Regions from separate parts of the Homo sapiens genome. Here region 1 is linked to region 2. Evidence: chromatin loops called from intact Hi-C (ENCODE). Cell type or tissue: A673. All regions are shown on one strand.

Region 1 (5,000 bases), 56 kb before region 2:
GAAGTGGCTGAACTTCCCTCTAACACAAGGACCAGACATGAGCTTGCAGTAAGAATATGGTCTGGCTCATTTTAGAAGAGATTCTTCCAAGATGGCGGCCTACAGCCAGAGAGGACCCTGGTGGTAAGAGGCTGTGATGTGAACCATTGGAGGTAGAAACTGAGGCTATGTCAGGAGCAGCCAGGGGCAAGAGAAACACTGCCTGACATTCTGGAGTTGCTGTTGAACACCCCGAGCAAGGGAGTCTCCAGAAAACCCATATAAGTGCCCACAAGAGAGAGCCAGCTCCACAAACCTCCCAGGTCTGCAAAGCATGGGGTCAGATTATTCTAGTACCAGCCAAATAAGAACTCTCTATCCCTTACCTCTCTTCCTTCCTCCTGCTTCCAGCCCCAAAGGAAGAGAGGTTTAAAGAGACAAGCTGGCCACTACTACTCTCCTTCCTAGACCAGAGGTCTGAAGACAGAGATATGACTGAAAAGGACCACAAGGCTTTTTATTACCAAAAATTGCCAGAAATGTCATGCCTTTGTTTTCATATAGGGGAAGGAAAAATCCCCACAGACACTTTAGAATGGACTTTCATGATTATATGCAAAGAATCATGAATGTTTCATTTCTAACAATATTTTCTCCACCATATCCTGAGGCCGTAGGAATTCATGGAGCTAGACTCATGGAAATTGCAACACTTGGCAATAGATTGAAAGATAGTGGATGAGAATACACCCCTCTCTCTGGCCCTCTGCATTATGATATTTCTGACATACACCATGATTCAGGAAACGATCTGACAGATGGGCCAAGTGGGGCACTAGTGACAATCAATACACCAGCTACCTAGTACCCAAGCTGTTTCTTTCTGAATTTTTGGATTAAGAGTAAATAGAATGTCTAACACTTCCTGGACCCCAATATAACATCCACGAACCTTATTTTGAAAATTCACTGGTGAACTCTTACAGGTTCTTAAGCAAAAGAGAAATATGATAAAATCTGGGCTTTAGCTTGACCTTGGAGACTTGGAAACTAGGAGCAGGAAGGCATAGAAGGAGCTGATGGGGGAGAGAAAGGGATCATGGCAGAGGAGATGGACAGAGTTTGCTAACTCTGATTCAGATGCTCAAGGGGCTCTGAGAGGGAGGCTCACTGACAAGCAGTCACCCTTTCCAGAACATCCTAAATAACAGTGACTGCCCCTCTCACAGAAACACAGGACAGTCTACATCCATCAGTCAGAAGGCTGGGCATGGTGACTCACACCTGTAATTCCAGTAATTTGGGAGGCCAAGGTAGAAGAATCACTTGAGCCCAGTAGTTCAAGAGCAGCCTGCACAACACAGTGAGATCCCACCTCTACAAAAAACTTTTAAAAAATTAACCAGGCATGGTGATGTGTGTCTGTAGTCCCAGCTACTCAGAGGATGAGGTGGAAGGATCAGTTGAGCCCACAAGGTGGAGGCGGCAGTGAGCTGTGATTGTGCCACTGTACACAGCGGCACTGTACACAGCCTTGGTGGTGGAGTAAGACCTAATCTAAAAAAAAAAAAAAAAAAAAAGAAAGAAAGAAAAGAAAAGAAAAAGAGAGGGACAGAAAAGGAAATAGCAGAGCAGGTCAAGCCAGTCAAGCCAAGCCTGACCTGGCCCACCTACAGCACAATCAGATAAGTCAGAGGGTTTACCCACACTCCGTTCTTTCTCCCTGTCACAAGCAAATGAGAAAGGGGAAGGGTGGGGGCATGCTAGGATTGATGAATGGGGCAACCAAGCCCAGCTCTCCACTGGCTGGAAATTAGGGCCACCCCAGGAAACTCAAAAGCCAAGGAAGAAGGCAGAAGAAAAAGCTAAGGAGGAAGATTGCTCCTCAAGAGTTCATGAGAAGGAAGGCATGTGACAGCTTTGTGACCCATTCTCCATCTTCACCTCAGGACCTTTCTACTGAAAAGACCCTTTCAGACAATCTGTCCAGAAACAAACACATCAAAAGCACAAATAATAAGTGAAGTGACTTTAGGAGATGAGGAATCATGCTAGTTCCTGGAGAGATAAATGGTGGCAGGTGTGGGAGCCAGCTTAGGTCCATGTTGGAACCTTAACTCACTTCTGAGCCATGAGATTTGGGCAGGGTGCTTAAATTCTCCAGTTTTTAGTGTCTTCTTCTGAACAATCGTGTCGATCACCACTGCCTCAGAGACTTGATTTACAGATGAAATGAGGGCCGGGTGCAGTGTTTCACGCATGTAATCCCAGCAGTTTGGGAGGCCAAGGCAGGTGGATCACCTGAGGCCAGGAGTTCGAGACCAGCCTGACTAACATGATGAGACTCCATTTCTACTAAAAATACGAAAAATTAGCCAGGTGTGGAGGTGCATGTCTGTAATCCCAGCTACTCAGGAGGCTGAGGCAAGATAATTGCTTGAACTCGGGAGTTGGAGGTTGCAGTAAGCCGAGATTGTGCCATTTTGCACTCCAGCTTGGGCAACAAGAGCAAAACTCCATCTCAAAAAAAGAAAGGAAGGAAGGAAGGAAGGAAGGAAGGAAGGAAGGAAGGAAGGAAATGAAATGAGATGATACAAGTGATAGGTCCAGCACAGGATCTCATGCACAAGAGGTTATCAAGGACTTAAATATTATTTTCCAGGGTCCACAATATGTTACAAATATTTTCTTCTCATCTGTCACTTGTCTTTTTTTTTTTTTTTTTTTTTGAGACGGAGTCTCACTCTGTCGCCCAGGCTGGAGTGCAGTGGCGGGATCTCGGCTCACTGCAAGCTCCGCCTCCCGGGTTCACGCCATTCTCCTGCCTCAGCCTCCCAAGTAGCTGGGACTACAGGCGCCCGCCACTACGCCCGGCTAATTTTTTGTATTTTTAGTAGAGACGGGGTTTCACCGTTTTAGCCGGGATCGTCTCGATCTCCTGACCTCGTGATCCGCCCGCCTCGGCCTCCCAAAGTGCTGGGATTACAGGCGTGAGCCACCGCGCCCAGCCTGTCACTTGTCTTTATATTTTGTTTGTATGCTTATTTGTCATACAGAAGTTTTGTTTTTTGTTATTACTATTTTTTTTTTAATTAGAGACAGGTTCTTGCTCTGTCACCCAGGCTGGAGTGCAGTGATGTAATCATAGCTCGTTGCAACCTTGAACTCCTGTACTCAAATGATCTTCCTGCATCAGCTTCCCAAGTAGCTGGGACTACAGGCACATGTCACCATGCCTAAGTTTTTAACTTTCAGGAAGAGATGGTGTCTGGCTATGTTGTCCAGGCTGGTCTCAAACTCCTGGGCTCAAGTGATCCTCCTGTCTCAGTCTCCCAAAGTGCTGGGATTATAGGCATGAGCCACTGTGCCTCGCCAAGTTAATGTAGATTCATACTTTTCTGGATTGCTAAGATTTTTAATCAGGTGTTGGTATTAAATTTAATTAAATACCTTGTCAACATTTATTCAGATGATCATATTTTTTTTCTCCATAAATCTATTGCTGGAAAAGATGGCAATAGATTCACTTCTTCCTCCCTTCCTTCCTTCTTTCCTTCCTTCCTCTCTCTCTCTCTCTCCCTCTTCCTTCCTCCCTCCCTCCCCCTTTCTTCCTTTCTTCTTTCTTTTTCTTTCTTTCTTTCTTTCTTTCTTTCTTTCTTTCTTTCTTTCTTTCTTTTCTTCCTTTCTTCCTTTCTTTCCTTTCTTTCCTTTCTTTCTTTTTTTTCCAGACAGTCTTACTCTGTTGCCCAGGCTGTAGTGCAGTGGTGTGATCTCAGCTCACTGCAACCTCCACCTCCTGGGGTCAAGCAATTCTTGTGCCTCAGCCTCCCAACTTGCTAGGATTACAGGTGCATGCCACCATGCCCAGTTAATTTTTGTATTTTTGTATTTTTTTTTTTTTAGTAGAGTTTGGGTTTTGCCATATTGCCCAGGCTGGTCTCAAACTCCTGGGCTTAAGCAATCTGCCTGCCTTGGCCTCCCAAAGTACTGGGATTACAGGCGTGAGCCATGGCACCCAGCCTGTTAATGTCTTATTTAGGCTATTTGCATCTCTGCTCATAAATATATTGGCCTATCATTTTTTTCCCCTCTTCTTTTGCTTTTGTGTGCTCATCATCCTGTTTTATTACATTGGCAAGTAATGCTAGCCAAGTCAAATGAGCTGGGAAGTTTCCCATCTTTCTCTATGCTCTAAATACAATTTATAAAGTGTATGGAAAAGCTTAGAGGTTTTATATAGTTTGACTCAAAAATAGTCTGGTCTGCTATCTTTGTCTCAAGCTAGATGGAGCAAGCAGGAGAAAATATTTTAAAATACCCTTTAGATTTATTTTAGGGTTATTCGACTATTCAGGTTTTTTATTTCTTCCTGAGTTAATTTAAAAATTTTCCTTGGCCGGGCACAGAGCCTCTCACCTGTAAACCCAGCACTTTGGGAGGCCGAGGTGGGTGGATCACTTGAGGTCAGCAGTTCGAGACCAGCCTGGCCAACATGGCAAAACCCCATCTCTACTAAAAATACAAACATTAGCCAGGCATGGTGGCACACTCCTGTGGTCCCAGCTACTCAGGAGGCTGAGGCACGAGAATCACTTGGACCTGGGAGGTGGAGGTTGCAGTGAGCCGAGATTGCACCACCGCACTCCAGCCTGGGTGATAGAGTGAGACTCTGTCTCAAAACACATTTTTTTTTTCCCTGAAAAATCACCCATTTCATCTTTTTTATAGAACAAAGTTTTACTAAAATATAATTCACATACCATGCAGTTCATCCATTTGAAGTGTATAGTTTAATGATTTTTAGAATATTCACAGAGTTATGAAAAAATCCACTTTAGAACAGCTGCATCATCCCCAAAGGAAATCCATAGCTGTCAACAGACACTCTCGTTTCTCCTCCACTTCCTCCACTCCTGTTCCTAGGCAACTACTGATCTACCAGTATATGTAAAAAAAAAAAAGCATGTCATCTGCAAGTAGAGATAGTTTTATTTCTTCCTCTCCAGGCTACATTTCTTTTA
Region 2 (5,000 bases):
CTGCGCACCTTAGGGCCTTTGCTATTGCTGTCCTCTGGCCCCCCCATCCCACCACCACCCCACCCCCCACAATCCCAGATATTCACCCAGCCTCTTCTCTCACCTCACTCAGATCTCTTCTCAAATGCCCTAACCTAGATAGCAACTTCTTCCCTCTTCCTTCCTTTCTCTCTAGCTCCTTAACCTGCCTCACCTTTCTTTGTAAGCTGTGCTGTTATGTGAAATTACCTTGCTCATGTATTTGTGTACTTGATTATTGTCTATCCTTCCCTCGCCATTAGAATGTAAGACCATAAGGGCAAGGCTTGGATGTTGATCAGCGCCCACAATGATGATGGCATATCGGAGGCACACAGTGTTTGTTGAATGAATAAATGACACCCTAACTTCCTAATATGGCACATCATCTCTCCATGATCTCTGCCCACCTCTCTAGCCAGACTTCTTGTTCCTCTCCAGAGAACACCCCAACCACACTCAACCTGACTTACAAGTCGGAGGAGGTGACCCAATCATTGACACCTCCAAGCTTTTGCACACACTGTGCTTTTGTCTGAAATGCCCTTTCCTACTTTGTCAGTCTAGGGAATGACTTACCCATATTTTCAGTTGGACTTGAGCGCCACCTCCTGATGAAGCCTGCCCAGGTTCCCACAGGCAGAGCTAAGCCCAACCCCTACACCTCTCATCTCATCTAGGTGCTTGTCCATCTGTGTCCTCTCCATCCACTCAAGGGCAAGGGCAAGGTCTTCATCTTGCATCTGCGGGAGCTGGCACAGAGCCTGGTTCATGGTACATGCCCCAGGAATATTGGCTGAATAAAAGAAACAATGAGCAGAAATCAGCCAAACCCCCTGAGTTTTATTTCTCTTAATATTACCCTTAAAGTGACAGAAATGATAATGCTAATTATCTTTAAAGCAATGCCTGAATATATGAAAGAAAAGTGAAATTTTATTTTTCTTTCTTTTTTATTTTTATTTTTTAAGGCAAAGTCTCACTGACTCTGTCACCCAGGCTGGAGTGCAGTGGCATGATCTTGGTTCACTGCAACCTCCGCCTCCTGGATTCAAGTGATTCTCCTGCCCCAACCTCTGAGTAGCTGGGATTACAGGCACCTGCCACCACGCCCAACTAATTTTTATATTTTTAATAGAATTGGGGTTTCATCATGTTGGCCGGGCTGATCTTGAACTCCTGACCCCAGGTGATCCTCCCAATATGCTGGGATTACAGGCGTGAGCCACTGTGCCCGGCCTGAAAAGTGAAATTTTCTAAACTTTCCAGGATGCTCTTGAGGCTCCTGACCCCCAAGTACTCCCTCATAGCTTGTGGGAGCCCAGGCAGAAGTCCAGGGAGTGGAGCAGGCACCAGGACCCCACCAGCTTCCTAGCAGAGCTCCACCTGAGTGTCAGGCAGAGGTGGGAGTGAACCCCACGGGAGGGGAGGTTTCAGGCTGACCCAGCTGACTCTAGGATTGAGCTTTTTCCTCTAGGAGAAACACGCAACATCCTCCGCCTTGCCCTCCTCCAGGAATTGAGAAAATGTGTGGGGACACTGCTTTCTTATCACCGCGGAGTTGTCTAAGTTGAATTTTCCCAGAGAAGTTAGCAGCATTAGTATCAGTAAAATGAATGTGCTGAATGTTCAACTTTTTCTTTTTTTCTGTCTGTTTTTGGTCTTATCAGAAACTCCAAAAATAAACATTCTTTCTCAGGCTTGACCCTCACATGGCCTTGGTGTTCCCCTTCTGAAGAAATCAAACGCAACAATGGAAGGGCTTTGCACAGCCCTGGCCACATGGCTCCCCTCCAAGGCAGGCCTGTCCTCTGATGGACGTAGGCGGCCAGCCAACTTGTGATTTAAAAGTTGGCACTTCATGTAATTGCACTAAAGAGAAAAGAGATCCTGGTGGGTAGACACAGGCTCTGGATTGTTAGAAAATTACGTTTCTCATTATAAATTGTGATTTTAAAGGCAATTGTTTCACTCCTAAAAGAGGGCAAAGAGATAACAAGACTAATGGACAGATGGGCAAAGACTAGGATGATGATGGTAGTGGTGGTTATGTTGAGGAAGAAGATAATTTTTTAAAATCAAGAGAAGTAGTGTCAAGCTTAGTGCTTTTTTCAGACCTACAGATGTGAAATCAAAGTGGCAGGCACCATGGGGATCTTTGCTAAAGATAATAGAGGCCCATCTGATGCCCAGCCTAAGGTATGGCTCCCTCTAGTGGTCAGAGGAATTTCTGCATTGGCTCCTTCACTTGTAACAGACGCTCAGGCTCCAGCTTTTGATGCAAGCCAGCCAGGAGTTGAGACTTGGTCACTGGGTTTCCAGGGTGTAATTTTTCCCACTTTCACCTCCTTCCCTATCTTCCATGGCCTCTGGCTCCCAGCCCTACAATTTTCCAAGATCTCCTTCTATAGGTCCCAAACTAACATAAATAATAATATTGATTTGTCCAGTAACCTAAGGTTTACAGTTTGCTTTTGCATCAATTATCTGAATCCTATCCTTGTAAGGTAGATGTACCCATTTTATAGGCAAGCAGATTAAGTCTCAAAAAGGTAAAGTGACTTGCTCAAAATCACAAAACTAGTTAAATTTAGCACTGGGAGTTAAACTGGTATAGTCTGAGCCCAAATCATGAGCTTTTCCATTTACATTGCAGCAGCCTTCAAAAGGGGGAAATTATATGGTTGATTTGAAATACAGAGAAGTAGAAAAATGCTATGAATTTCATCATTTTCATAAACATCACACGGGGAGAAAATGTACTTAAATGAGACTTGCCTCTAATCAAATATGTGACCTTGGCCCTGAGGGGCTGATTCATGTAGGTTCAATAGTACTATAATCTACAACTTGATTGCAAGGTTAAGGTCTACTAAAACTGTTGGTGGGAGTTAGAAACTCAAATGGCCTAGGAAAAGCAATAGCCTTTCTGTGAGCCAGGCTGGGACACACTCCCTAACATATTCCTTACTTGTTCCAGCATACCTGAGCAATAGAGAGCCTCCCTGCAGGCATCTTGTCATACAAAGGGATTTTTCAGCTATGGACATCCCAGAATAACATACAGTGACTCCAGAATCATTACTTGCAGGTACCAAAAGTTTTCAGTAAAATGGTGAATCCCAAAGTTCTCCCTGGTTTACCTTTGCCTATCTCTAGCCTTCATCCTCTTCCTACTTCCCCAGGCAAGACCCTTAAATAGGCTCTTCACAAAAAAGGATTTACAAATGGCCAAGAAACATATGAAAACATGCTCAACTTCATAAGTCATACACAAATGCAAGTAAAACCACAATGTCAACCCACTGCACACCAAAGAGAATGGCTAACATGAAACAGACAGGTAATACCAAGTCTTGGCAAATAGACGGTGCAACTGAAACACTCAGACATTGCTGGTGGGAGTGTAAATGGCGCAATCACTTTGAAAAAAACTGTTGTCATACACCTTATGACCCACTCCTAGGTATATACTCAACAGAAATACTTACACATATGAACCAAAATAAAGGTACAAGAATGTCATAGCAGTTTATTCCTAATAACCTAATAATGAAAACAACCCAATACCCATCAACAGAATAGATAAGTAAATTGTGGCATATTCAGACAATGGAATATGATAAGGGAATTAGAATAAACAGATTGTTGTTACACACAACACAGATGGATCTTACAAAAATAATGTTGAGAAAGAAAGTAAACACACAAACACAAAAATACATGTACAGTGCGGATAAGTCTACTTATAGGAAGTTCAAAGCCAGATGAAAGTAAGATATGGTCAGCATAGCAGTTATCTTTTGAGTGGGGGGCATAAAGTGGGCTTCCGGGATCCTGATAATATTCTGTTTCTTGACCTGAGGGTTGATCACCTGGGTGTTTTCACTTTATGATCATTTATCAAACTATATTGTGACAATTTGCTTCCTTTTCTTAATGTATGTAATCCTTTGATAAAAAGATTTTAAAACTCTATGATTTTAATAGAAATATAGGATGAGTATTTTTAAAATCATGGTGGATTGGAAATGTATGGACAATCTGGCATATTTTCAGGTTGGCTGAGTAGCCTGGCTGATGACTAGAGTCATTGGTAGCTGGAAACAGCTATGGTACTGCAAATAGGAGTTGAAATAGGAGTCAAAACACAGTGCAGATGGCAAATAGCAGGAACAGCATGTGGCTGGCTGTTGTTGGTCCAGACCATGCCTGCACCTGCAGATATCAATCACTGTTATGAGCCTCATCCAACATAAAGGAAGACTTTCACAGACCCAAAGAAGTCTCTGCCAAAGCAGGTGCCTGCTGCCCATATTTATTCATTTGGTGTCCATCTAGCAACCTATCCAATGCACTGTTTCTCAAACTGGGGCCTGAGGATGTTCCAAATGTTCATTGATGGAAGATTCTTGGGGGCCTATGAACTGTTTCCTGTAAAGGAGGCCATAAATAACTTAAGTTTGACAGTATGGAGATTCCTCAAGAACTAAAAATAGAACAACCCAGCAATGCCACCACTGAGTATCTACCTAAAGGAAAAGAAATCATTATACCAAAAGATACCTGCACTTGTATGTTTATGCACTATTCACAATAGCAAAATCATGGAACCAACCTACATGTCCATCAGTGATTGACTGGATAAAGAAAATGTGACATACACACACACACACACACACACACACACACACACACACACACAGAATACTACACAGCCATAAAAAATGAAATCATGGCTGGGCGTGGTGGCTCACGCCTGTAATCCCAGCACTTTGGGAGGCCAAGGCAGGCAGATCATGAGGTCAGGAGATCAAGACCATCCTGGCTAACACAGTGAAACCCCGTCTCTACTAAAAATACAAAAAATTAGCCGGGCGTGGTGGCGGGCGCCTGCAGTCCCAGCTACTCGGGAGGCTGAGGGAGGAGAATGGCGTGAACCCGGGAGGCAGAGTTTGCAGTGAGCCGAGATTGCGCCACTG

Evidence for each region. Hi-C counts contacts between places; a loop is a spot of excess contacts. Peaks named below come from ENCODE experiments on the same cell type or tissue, not always from the same donor. Only the 100,000 strongest peaks of a DNase experiment are listed, where the experiment ranks them.
Region 1: a loop joins it to region 2, with 12 times the contacts of the local background. A loop is called at or near these places in 3 of 110 quality-filtered maps.

The regions. Positions count from the first base shown.
Region 1 is chr4:25,493,532-25,498,531 of GRCh38, reverse strand. No RefSeq gene overlaps it. Among named protein-coding and RNA genes, the nearest start is that of ANAPC4, 120 kb to the right of the region's middle. In A673, no CTCF peak of the experiment used is centred here; a DNase peak (open chromatin) is centred at 2,571; H3K27ac peaks cover 3,517 bases.
Region 2 is chr4:25,437,344-25,442,343 of GRCh38, reverse strand. It overlaps LOC105374536 (a long non-coding RNA gene), which reads right to left. Exons shown (of 4, transcript XR_925494.3): 2 at 598-814. Among named protein-coding and RNA genes, the nearest start is that of ANAPC4, 63 kb to the right of the region's middle. RefSeq lists a silencer at 554-663. In A673, CTCF peaks have their summits at 631 (motif pointing left) and 2,232 (motif pointing left); DNase peaks (open chromatin) are centred at 613 and 2,223; H3K27ac peaks cover 1,014 bases.